Linked DNA regions of Homo sapiens: region 1 is linked to region 2. The links are chromatin contacts, found by POLR2A ChIA-PET in ENCODE. All regions are on one chromosome and are shown on one strand. The core of a region is the stretch at or near the end of the contact, and the rest is flanking DNA. Distances in the headings are between cores, read along the strand shown. Region 1 has its middle 140 kb from the start of LINC02074. Region 2 overlaps SDK2 (sidekick cell adhesion molecule 2).

Region 1 (6,137 bases), core at 1,093-3,592, 360 kb after region 2:
ACAGGAGTCCAGCTGCTCCCCAACTATCTGTGCAAGCCTGTCCCTACAAACTACCTGCACAAGGCTATGGGGGATTTATTTCTAATGATGAACCAGTCCCCGGGACCCATGAAGGAGACTTGCCTTTAGTGCTTAGAACTAAAAATCAGATGTTTGCCAGTGAGTGCAGACAGGCAGTACTGAATCCTTCCCTGAAATGCCTCCCTGCTCATTGCAGATTAGGTTGAGCCACCCTCATATTAAGTTATCACTTGGATTCATTCACTCATTCGATGCTTATTGAGGGTCTACCTGTATAAAGACAGCAGTGAACAAAATAGCCACTGGCCCTGCCTGGAGTAGCTTATATTATAGTGCAGTGAGACAGATAATAAACAAATGGATAAATATAATATCATGTAGTGATAAGTGCTGAGGAAGAAAATAACAGAGAAGCCGAAGACAGGTGCAGTGCCTCAGGCCTATAGTCCTAGCTGAGGCAGGAAGATCCCTTGAGCCCAAGAGCTCAAGGCTGCAGGTGAGCTAGGATTGCACCACTGCACTCCAGCCTGGGCAACAGAGTGAGACCCTGTCTCTAAAAATAAAGAGAGAAAGTAAAGAAAATAATAGAGTAGGATCAAAGGCTAGAAAGTGAGGGAGTCAAGGAGTTATTTATTGCAGAGTGCTTAAGAAACCCTTCCCAGTAAGATAGTATTTGAGCAGAGACCTGAAGACCATGCACACACCTTAGAGAAGTGTGTCTGGTGGAGGCTGCAGTAAGGGCAAATGTCTGCAGCAGGAGCATCCTTGTTGAATTTGAGGAATGACAAGGGGAAAATGAGGCAGGAGCAGAGAGAGCAGGAGGCAGGGAGGCAGGAAGTGAGCCCAAGAAGTTGAATGAGGCCAAATCCTGTAGGGCCCCTCCTTCAGCTGATGCCGAGGCAATAGCAGCAACTTCCTAGCAGGCATCCTGGCTTCCAGTCTTGCTTGCCTCCAACCCATTTTCCGCACAGGTACTGGAGTGAGCTCCCTGATGTAACCAGGTTGCCTTCCTATGTAACACCCTCAAATGCTTCCATTCCATTGAGTGCAGGATCAAGCTCAAGCTCCTTAAGCTGTACCACAAGGGCTTCCTTGAAACTGGCGCCCCCTCCAGCCTCTCTTCTCTGTAATTTATGCCCCAGCACAACCAAGCTGCCTGAACTTGCCCCACTGCATGGAGCTCCTTCCTCTCCCAGCCATCACTCACGGGCCTCCTCTGTCTGGAAGGCACACACCAAATTGATTCAGCCAGTGACTCAAGAGTCAGGACCATAGAGGCCATTCAAGGTCAGTTACTGGGTGAACAAGGAGAAATCTATCCCAGGCACTGATAATAGGCATAACCAAGAATCAGCTCTAAGGATGCTATTAGGATCCAAAACCAAGGTAAGAAGAGGCAGATGCTCACACTGCAGGAACTGGTTAATTCCATCAGGGGATGTTTCTTAGGACAGGAACAACAAGTGTTGACTGAGTGCAGGCTTCTCATAGAAGACCCACTACACATCACAAGACATACAAAACACTGTATGTATGTGTTTTCTCTAATCCTCACAGCACAAATTATACAGATGAGATAAATGAGGTTGCCCAAATCCTAAGAAGCAGAGCTGGGATCCAAACCCCAGCAAATGCGATTCCACAGTCCATACTCTCATGCCTTCCAGAGCCGGGTAGGGAGGCAACAGCAGCATCAAAGATTGAAGGGTCCAGTGGCCGTGCCCTCCATGGAACCAGAGCCACCCACACACATGCATGCACTCGAAGAGGCAGCTACAGGGAAGGGACTGAAAACAAGCCTTGGTACCACCTGCCTGTGCTCAGTTCCTGGGTCTACATGGGTTAGCTCATGGCCTCTCTGTGCCTCAGTTGACTCAGCTGTAAAAACGAGGCAATTATTACTGGCACATAGGATTAGAAGAGTTAATTCCTGTAGAGCACTTACACAATGTCTGGTGCATGTTAAGTGCTCAATTAATGTTAGCTACACTAGCAAGACATGGCAAAGTCACACGAAAGTCCTCTTCCGGTCCACCCTGCTGGTCCGAGATCACTAGCACAGTGGTGGCAAGAAGTGGCCTGAATTTCAGAGAGCACAGGGTCAATATTTACCAGAATTTGCCTTTATTCTGCACTGGCCCGAAGAGGTGTTTTCTGGGGAGTCAACCCACCGCTTTGTGCAACCCTAGAGTGTGTCTTTGTGAGGAGGCTTCACCCTGCCCCACTCCTTTCCTGCTGCTCATTTTCATGTTCAGAGATGGCCACAGCGGTCACTGCTAGTTTAGTTCACTTCCTCTTCATTGTAAACTCCAAGTCCCAAACCTACCAGCCCTCACTCTCCTGAGCCGCTCAGCAGCCCAGCTGATTTCATCACAGCCATAACTCTCTAGAATAGCTGCCGTTACGCAACAGCTCCTAGCGCAAAACTGGTACGACTGTGTCTACTGCAATGTATTCATCAGTTTCCACAGGCATTTATTTAGTGCCTACTGTGTGTGTGTCATATAGATGCCTACTGAGCAGTCTCCCTCCACCATGCACCCCCACCATCACTGCAGACACGCTTCATTGTCATCCCTGAGTGGGAGCCATCTCTTTAGAGAGGGTATGAGATGTTTTGCCCGAGTTTGAGATAGTCCTCTCCTGGTGCCCCTCTGTTCCGTCCTCTCATCCCACGTCACCTGCTTGGGCTCCTCTCTGGCTCTAGCTCCTGCAGGGTGTCTCTTTTGCCTGGGTAGGAGACGTCCTCTCCCTCCTGATGCAGCCTCTGCTGTCTCTCCAACAGTCTGTGCTCAGCCTGGAGATCACCCCCAAAGGGGTCTGCTCCCTCGTCTCATGCCTACTTAACTGATCTGCCTCCAGCCATCACCGTCTCGGGTCTTCATGTCCCTGATGCTCTGTAGCCACCAAGAACATGTCCTGCTTCATAATCTCCTGTTGTTTTTTAAGCATTCCCTGTCACCACTCCCATCCCTATCTGTTGGGTATTTCTGCATCTCTGAGTTTCCTTTTTTTTTGAGACGGCGTGTCACTCTGGTGCCCAGGCTGGAGTGCAATGGCACGATCTCGGCTCACTGCAACCTCCACCTCCCGGGTTCAGGTGATTCTCCTCCCTCAGCCTTCTGAGTAACTGGGACTACAGGCATGCCACCAGTCCTGGCAATTTTTGTATTTTTAGTAGAGATGGGGTTTCACCATGTTGGCCAGGCTGGTCTCAAACTCCTGACCTCAAGTGATCTGCCCACCTTGGCCTCCCAAAGTGCTGGGATTACAGGCATGAGCCACTGCACCCGGCTTTCCTTCTCTCTTGAACACTGAGTTCTCAGCCATCTGTCCATTCATAAATCTTGCTACCCTCCTCGCCACTGCCCATCCAGAAGTCTACCAAACAATTCTAAGAACAAGTATTTTCACATCCAACTCCACATTTCCTTCCACGGCAGCTCCAGACTCTCAGACAGGTGGCCTTTGAACCCCAGATTCATGGGTATTTACAGACAGGTATCAACTCCACCATGAATCTAGAGTCTTGAAAATGAAAAAGAAATTTCAAATTGTGCCTCTGCTTTCAACTAGTATCACATTTCCGCTTTGCAAGAAACAGCAAGTGCAGCGTGGGTGACCAGATAGTGACCTGTCATTCCACACTCCTCCTGCAATGTCCATCAAGCTGGCTTCAAGTGAGTCTGCATATCATCTTTGCTACTGTGAAGATGCCACAGAGCTCTTGAGGGTACACAATAGGCATTCAGCCACACTCCTGCGCACATGGGTGCCTACAACTTCCCCATCCTTGTCTCAGGCTTATTTTTCTGTGGTATTAAAGGATCACAAAGAATTTCTAAGTCAGTCGAGTTCTTTGTTGCTATCATTAGTTGTAGTGCATGGAGGGGGTAAACAATGCAGCTTGTTCTTTTGCCTCTCCAGTTCCAGAGATTTATTTACTAGAATTTTTTTTTTTTTTTGCCATTGAGTTGGAAGAAATCAAGAAAGACTAATTACTTTCTTTTTTAGCTGAGCCTAAAGCTGGATACAAGGGTAAACCTGGGAGATTTACATCTGAGTGGCGGTTTTATGTCTCAGCCTGGAGGCGGTAGTTGAACCCACTGTGTCTTTGCATTTGTTTTTGGAAAACTGTGAGCATCACCCCCAGCATGGATGCCTGAGTGGCAACCAAGACCCTAATCTATAGCATGGGGTCCCCATCTGGACAATGATGCACCAATGAGTGCCGAGTAGAAGTGGATCCTATCCTCCTATGCTCCTCAGGATAGGCCACCCTGTGCTGTGAAAACAGACCACAAGAAACCCCAAAAGCTAAGTAAATGCCATGATGATCTTGCTCATGGATGCTCTGCTCATTGCAGTGACTTCAATGGCTACGAGAGACGCTGTCTCAGCCAGGGTAAGGGGATGCAGTGACTCACATTGGCTCACAGAGTAGACACAGCCGTGCCTACTTCCAGGGCTGGGGAGTGTGTCCTGCCACGTGCCCACAGCGGGGGCCACCGCGCTGATGATCACTGCAACTTGCACTCCTTTGAAGCTCTGGGGCTGCTCCCGCATCTGCGACAGTCAGCATAGCCCCTGACCACACCCTTTCTGCACTTTGGGTTCATGGGTTCATGGGTTCCATTTCGTTCCCCAACAGCAGTTTGGAAAACTTCTCATATATTTCTCCAGGTCACACCAACACAGGAGTGAAAACGGAGTTTCATCAGTTGAGAAGGAAAGAGGAGGGGAAGGAAGGGCAGGACAGGGGAGGGGAGGAGAGGGGAGACCTCAAGCTCATGCAGGTACAAGGGAGGTGTCCCCTGTACACTAGTCCCATGTCACTCGCCGGTGGCTCCTGGTCTGGCTGCAGCTGCTCTACCTTGCCATCCAGGTGCTCTGCCTTCTCTGGAACTTTGCCCTGTCGTCCTCAGACACCAGCTGTACCCCATCACCCTTGCATTACATGCTGGTACGTGGGCCACAGAGCAATATGAGCTTCTGTATTTGTATCCTTGCCTGACAGAAGTTCCCAGAACAGCTGGTGTGTTCCTGTGTCTGTCATTACCTTCTCCACACCCCAGGACAGAGAGACGGCAACAACGTAAAAAACACTCCCCACCATACTAAGTGACCCCTCCCCTCGGGCCCTGCACCTGTGCCCAAGAACCAACTCTACACTCCGACTCCTTTTCTCAGGATGGGTTGGTCTGTTTATTTTGCCCATAAGCCTCCTGCATTCCTCCCGCACGTCTCCTCCTGGCTGGACCTCTCCTGAATCCCAGGGCAGACAGAGGTTAGGGTCTTAAACAGCCCCCAGCATGCCCATAAGCAATGTCAGAGAAGCCACGAGGTGTCTACTGCAATGACAAGGAAGACATTGTTCACTGCTTCAATCACCGGAGAAGACAAATTCCCCACACAGTAGAGCCTGTCTGTGCACAGTGGGCTGAAACAGACACTTCTCCCCTCCAGAGTGCTGCAGAGGGGCCTCCTGCATTAGGAGAAAAGTTGGGCCAGGTGACCTCCTAGTCCTTCCAGCTCTGAGATTCAGCCATGTTCCTCCCAGCAGGGACTGATTGTATTTGCTTCACCCTTGGGAGCCAGCAGGGTTTGGAGCATAGAGAAGAGTGCACACACCCAGCGCCCTGGCTCCAATCGCCCCAGCTCTGTCCCTGACACAGCCTTCCCAGCTTTGGGGGAAGTCCTCAGGGGTGCGACAGGGCCCGGACTAGAGTGAAGCAAGTCCGGCCCTCAGTCCAGGCAGAAAATTTAGGGGGACCCCAGAAACTCACTAAACAAGATAATATTTATTGCGGCATTCTTAGGAAACCAACATGAAATAAAAACTATCCACAACGAACAAAATATCCAAATGTGGACTAAAGACAGGCCTTGTCCCTGTACTTGGACAACCCACACCCTAGTCCCAGCCCGGCCAGATCCTGTCTTTATTTCACATGTGGACAGCAGACAGTTTGCTCATCACAGATTTTCTCTGCTTCGACTATGTGTGATGGTCTTGACTCCTGAGTATTTGGCTGCCCCTTTTAAACGTGGCTGCAGGCAAGTGCCTCGCTCTCCCCATCCTGGCCTGGGTCCCGCCCCCCCCCAGGCCTCTGGAG
Region 2 (5,857 bases), core at 1,427-3,926:
TGGGACCCACGTCCTTGCCAGCTTTGGAGCAGGCAGTCCAGCCCAGCTTCTGCCCGGCCCCTGCCCCTGCAGCCAAGCTGGAGGGAGTCGCCACCAGAGCCCAGGGTCAGATGAAAGTATCTCCCGGCTCTGGGCTTGGACAGAAACTGATGCCCAACTCTGCGTGGGGAAGGGGAGAAGCAGGACCCCAACGTGTGCTGATGGTCACAGAGACTGTAAGTACCACAGACACTTTCCCTGTCTCAGGAGGGAGCCCACATTACCCATCAGCCGCCAGGGAAGTCTCCCCACAGTACAGTTGTGAATTAAACATGTGGCCTAATGAGTTGATTTTATTAGTTTGCAAACGCATTGAGAACTCGTTATGAAAATAAACAGCAATTCCTTTCACCCCCGCTGCAGCCTCTTCAAGCGAGGAAAGATAAATGCAAGTACACCACAGTGGTGGCCCAGCTGCACCCGGGCTGCAGGCCGGCCCCCCACGGTCCCCCACCCTCACGGGGTCCCTGTGACCCAGCTGCACCTGGGCTGCAGGCTGGCCCCGCATGGTCCCCTACCCTCATCGGGTCACTGTGACCCAGCTGCACCTGGGCTGCAGGCTGGCCCCGCACAGTCCCCACCCTCACCGGGTCCCTGTGGCCCAGCTGCACCTAGGCTGCAGGCTGGCCTCCCAAGGTCCCCTACCCTCACTGGGTCCTTGTGGCCCTGCCGGGGTGAGGGTAGAAGAGGAGGCCAAGGGAAGGGAGTTCTGCAGCCGACAAGCCCAGGGTGGCAGCCTGAGGGTCCCGGCTTCCCCATTCTGACCCCTTCAGAACTTGGGGGCGGTGGCAAAATGAGAAGCCCAGAGAGCCAAATAATAATAATAATAGTAACAGTAGGCCAGGCGAGGTGGCTCACACCTGTAATCCCAGCATTTTGGGAAGCCCAGGCGGGCAGATCACAAGGTCAAGACTTTGAGACAAGCCTGACCAACATGGTGAAACCCCGTCTCTACTAAAAATACAAAAATTAGCTGTACCTGGTGGTGCGCACCTGTAGTCCCAGCTACTCAGGAGGCTGAGGCAGGACAATCTCTTGAACCCAGGAGGCAGAAGTTGCAGTGAGCCAAGATCGCGCCATTGCACTCCAGCCTGGGTGACAGAGCGAGACTCCGTCTCAAATAATAATAATAATAATAATAGTAATGGTAATAATAGCAGCCTACCAGATGTTTAGTATACACCAGGCTCTGTGCGACATGCTGTCTGATCTGCCACCAACCCTGTGGGGTGGGAAACACGGTCCCATTTTATAGATGAACAAACACACCAAGGTCCTGCTCAAGTTGATGCGGGAGGAATGAGGAGCACAAAGCGGCACGAGAGATTTTCATTTCAGGAGACTTTCTCCTGCAGCGCTAAGTGAGGCCCGGGTTAGAGACAGCAAGACTAGTTTTCCCTGAAAAAGATCTCCATAATCCTGTGGCTGGGCAGGGGGCAGGAAGATGGACAAGCTGACCTTTGGAGGAGCCAAGGGGCCCTCCACGACTCCAAGCCCCGTCTCCCTGGAGACGCCAATGAGCAGCCGGCTCACCTCGCTCCCTCCCCCTCTGCTCTCCCCACCCCCGCCCTCCAGGTCCCCCTGGCCCCAGGCCCCTGGAGAGAGATGGTTCCAGGCTGGCGGAATTAGCCGTGAAGCCAGCAGGACAGGCACCGTATTGTCACGCTCTGCCATCCGTGCTCTCTTTGGAAAGGATGTTCTAATCCCATTTCATCCGCTTTCCATGGCTGTCAGCTGTTTGCAGGCATTTGGGAGGCAGGTTTCTGAAATCGGAGCCACTGTGCGGCCCCACCCCCACCCCCACCCCCAGCCCCCTCCCCCTACATATGCTCATCCATCAGTCTTGCTGGCCGGACCCCTTTGTTGGCCGGCCAACCCCCATCCAGTGGCACGTAGGGCCTCACGCCCCTCCCAGCTGCCCCACCTCTTCTATTTTGGGTCCACAGCAGGACAGGCCTGGGATGCCTCAGCCAAGCCCCCTGCGATGAGGAGGGGGACAGGGAAGGGGGAGCCGTGGAGAGGGGCCTCTCAGATTCCACAGGGAAGGAATTAGCCAAGTGTCAGCTACTTTCTGCAAATGAAGAGAGAGAGAAGGAGGACCTTTGAGCAGTCAAAGGACCAGTGCTCCTTAATTCAATTTATCTTCCACAGTGCAGCCAGAGAGATCTAGCTATTAAAACAAAAACAAAAGAAAACACCACTGCTCCTCACCCCTTTGGAGTACGAGATCTGGACAACAGAGTCCAGTTTTCCCAGACTGGCCCACTGGGCCTCCCTGCCGGCCCCTGCCCTTCCCCAGCCCTCGCTCCCTCCCCCTCCCCTCCCACTGCTGTACTTCATACTCAGCTGCTTTTCATTTCCCAAGCATGCCAGGGCCCTTGCAGCCTCTAGGCCTTTGCCCTGGCTGCTCACTCACTTAGCCTGGAAAGTACCCCCACCTTCTGTGGCAGGCCTGGTTCTTGCCTCGCTTTACAGTTAAGTGCAGGAAGGGGTCTCGCTCTTCCAGAAAGCTTCTCGAACCCGAGGATGGACCACGTTTCCTGCCCTGCCTCGGTTTCCTAAAGGACTTGATGACACCTCTTTCTTAGCCCTTGATTTAAACATCATATTGGATTTACCTGCTTATACTCGTTTCCCCCTAGATGACTGTGAGTCAGGCTAGACTGGAGGTTGGGGAAACATGTCCTGGGCATGTTTGAAAGACACTTTGTATGTTGGGTACACAGCGACACAAAGATGGGAACAAAAGACACTGGGGGACAAGGATTGAAAAGGGGGAGGGAGGGAGGGGCATAAGGATTGAAAAGGCGGAGGGAGGGAGGAGCACAAGGATTGAAAAGGGGGAGGGAGGGGGACAAAGATTGAAAAGGGGGAGGGAGGGGGACAAAGTTTGAAAAGGGGGAGGGAGGGAGGGGCACAAGGATTGAAAAGGGGGAGGGAGGGAGGGGGACAAGGATTGAAAAGGGGGAGGGAGGGAGGGGGACAAGGATTGAAAAGGGGAAAGGAGGGAGGGGCATAAGGATTGAAAAGGCGGAGGGAGGGAGGGGGACAAGGATTGAAAAACTACCTATCAGGTACTAGGTTCCCTTTTTGGGTGACAGCATGGTTAGAAGCGCAAACCTCAGCATCACACAATATATCCAGGTAACAAACCCGCATGTGTGTCCCCTGAATAGAAGATAAAAAAAAAAAAAAAAAGAAAGTTTGTAAAGGCTGCTCCTAAACTGATGTTTGAATCGTGCCTGACACAGAAGAAAGTGCTCAGTAAGTGTCAGCCACCTCTAGGTTATTATTTTTCTCATTGTCCTTGTTTTTATTTTTCAACTCTTTGAACCGTGCCTGACACACAATGAGTACATACTTGATGTTACAACTGTTGACTTCAGAGTCTTAGATAGATCTAGCAAGAAGATAACCTCAAACATCATTGACTTTAACGTTCTGCTGTCATTGATGATGCATTTGAGGCCCCAGAAGTAAAGTAAGTTGTCAGAGGCCCCTGAATTGGCCACTAGCAGAGCTGAGTCTAGAACTGGGCCTCCTGATGTCCCAACGAAGTATGAGTCTCTGCCCGGATGCCCTCCTCACCATAAGCCCTAGTCCCAGTGGAGCTATATGCTCCTGAGCTGCAAAGCAAGTCTCTTTCTAGGTTTCTCTGCAGAGTCCAGGTCTTTGCATAACACTTAGAGAACATCAGGGATAAGACAGGTCCAGTGTTCTGTTCGGCTCACCAAAAAGAAGGGAGACACAGACCTTCTCCCCAAGCCCCGTCCCTCCCTCCATCCCCAGTCCTGTTCCTGTCCACCACACGTGACCCCAGGGTCTGATGGTGGTTGCGGTGGAAGTTGTTCTGGAATAAAACTCTCAGCTAGGTGATGCCCAGGGTGAGGATGTGGGAAGACAGAGTGATGCACAAGCTGGTCCGACAGCCCACTGGAGGCCACGTTTTTAAACCAGAGTCATGTGAAATAAGCAACACACACACACAAGTATACATGCGCACAAATATATACACACATACATAAACATATACACAAATACACATACACACAATAACATACAACACATACACACAACCACATGTGCATTCACACATACATATATGTACACACAGTCACATACATATATACACAAATACACATGCATGTGACACACATGCCTACACATGCACATGAACACACAACCCAAATACACGTACACACGCATGCATGTAGACACATATGCATATACACATGAACACACATACACACACGTACACACACATACATACTTCTTCCCTCTGCATCTGAGCTTGACAGTGTGCATGAAGTAGACATATGATCCAGTTTGTGGAATCGGTACCTCCTCTTCCCCAGAACATCAGGAAGCGACCAGAAAGGCAAGCCACTTGCATGCTACCTTGCAAACTGACCTCAGGGCACTGTGAACCTTGTGCTCGGCAGCCCCAGGCATCCCGGTGCTGCTTGCCTTCCCCACCCTCTCCCCGCCTGTCTGAGCTAGACAAATTTCCACCCCCGGCTCCCCACCTCAACAGTCTCCCCAGCCCCAGCTCAGCATCCCACACACACATGCAGGCTCAGGAAGGAGAAAAAAACAAGAGGGAAAGAGGCAAGCAACGGTGATTTCCTTTCACTTGGGCAGGCTGACCGTGGCCTCAAGGACCACTGTCGCAATGCTTAGGCCTGAGCACGCATTTGTCTTTGTTTGGTTTGTTGCTTTGGTTTGTTTCGTTCTCCTGGCTGAATTACCACGTGGCAGCAGATCCTTTTTCTGGAGTAATGGAATCTTAGTCCTGGGTGTTTGGGGCTGAGAAAATGAACGTTCCATGATGCTATAAACGAAGGAAGATAAGAAACTAACTAGTCCAGCTAGTTTTTGCAGAATGCTGTGAGAGTTACAGGATAGGAAGCCACTTTCCTCCTGGGCCCAGCCCTTAGAGAGGTGCCTGAGAGGTGAGGGAGGTGCTCTCAGAGCTGCAGGCACTGCACTGTGCGCATTCCCACCATGAGATGCCTGGGGAAGGGGTCAGATTCCAGGGCTCAGGGACACAGAAGCCCCTTCTGAAGTGGGGATAGCTGAGAATGCAGAGGGGAGACAAAGTGGGCGGAGAGACAGCTCTCCTAGGGAGAGCGGAGGTCTAGAAAAGGTGCTGGGATGAGAGGGCGGGTTTTCACAGGCCCATGCATGGCACATGGGAGGCCCACGACACATGTTTATTGAATGAATGAAGGAATGGAAGGCCATAGCTGTGAGCATGCTTGTGGGCAGGGGTGGTTGAGAGAGCTGACCTCGCACTGAGCAAAGAAGGTGAAGGGCTGTAGAGGGGAAGGGAGAGGCCTCTGGGGAGGGGAGAAGCTTCCCGCAGAGAGGAGGGGAGAGGGCTCCAGGGGAGGGGAGGGGCCTCCTGCAGAGAGGAGGGGAGAGGGCTCCCGCAGAGGGGAGGGGAGAGGCCTCCTGCAGAGGGGAGGTGAGAGGGCTCCAGGGGAGGGGAGAGGCCTCCTGCAGAGGGGAGGGGAGAGGCCTCCTGCGGAGGGGAGGGGAGAGGGCTTCAGGGGGTTCTTAGGAGGCAAAGAGTCAATGCTTCTCTTTCTAGGATGGTTTGAATGCAGTTTTGCTCTAAGGCAAGGAAATGAACCCAGAGACCCCCAGGGGCCCTTCTGGCTCCTGGCTCTGATTTTTAACTTCAGCCAAGGTGGGGAGGAGGGTGACAGGCAACAAGGCCCTTAGAGCTGTCCTCTGGCTGCAGAGATCTCTCCCTGTCCAGCATACCTAGTCGACAGGCTCCAGGGGAGCTTACGAAGGGGGCGTCCCAGCTATT

Evidence for each region. ChIA-PET counts read pairs that join two places held with the same protein, here RNA polymerase II (POLR2A).
Region 1: POLR2A ChIA-PET joins it to region 2 with 10 read pairs in activated CD4-positive, alpha-beta T cell. The contact joins two enhancer-like sites. POLR2A ChIA-PET finds 5 or more read pairs at or near these places in 2 of 52 experiments (H1 and activated CD4-positive, alpha-beta T cell).

Annotation. Positions count from the first base shown.
Region 1 is chr17:73,967,748-73,973,884 of GRCh38, forward strand. No RefSeq gene overlaps it. Among named protein-coding and RNA genes, the nearest start is that of LINC02074, 140 kb to the right of the region's middle. RefSeq lists an enhancer at 5,903-6,137. Within about 2 kb of position 2,343, at least 3 of the 41 ENCODE cell types and tissues checked have a DNase peak (open chromatin) inside an H3K27ac peak, as active enhancers do.
Region 2 is chr17:73,611,760-73,617,616 of GRCh38, forward strand. All of the region lies in intron 1 of SDK2 (sidekick cell adhesion molecule 2), which reads right to left. Among named protein-coding and RNA genes, the nearest start is that of SDK2, 30 kb to the right of the region's middle. RefSeq lists an enhancer at 280-816. Within about 2 kb of position 2,677, at least 2 of the 41 ENCODE cell types and tissues checked have a DNase peak (open chromatin) inside an H3K27ac peak, as active enhancers do.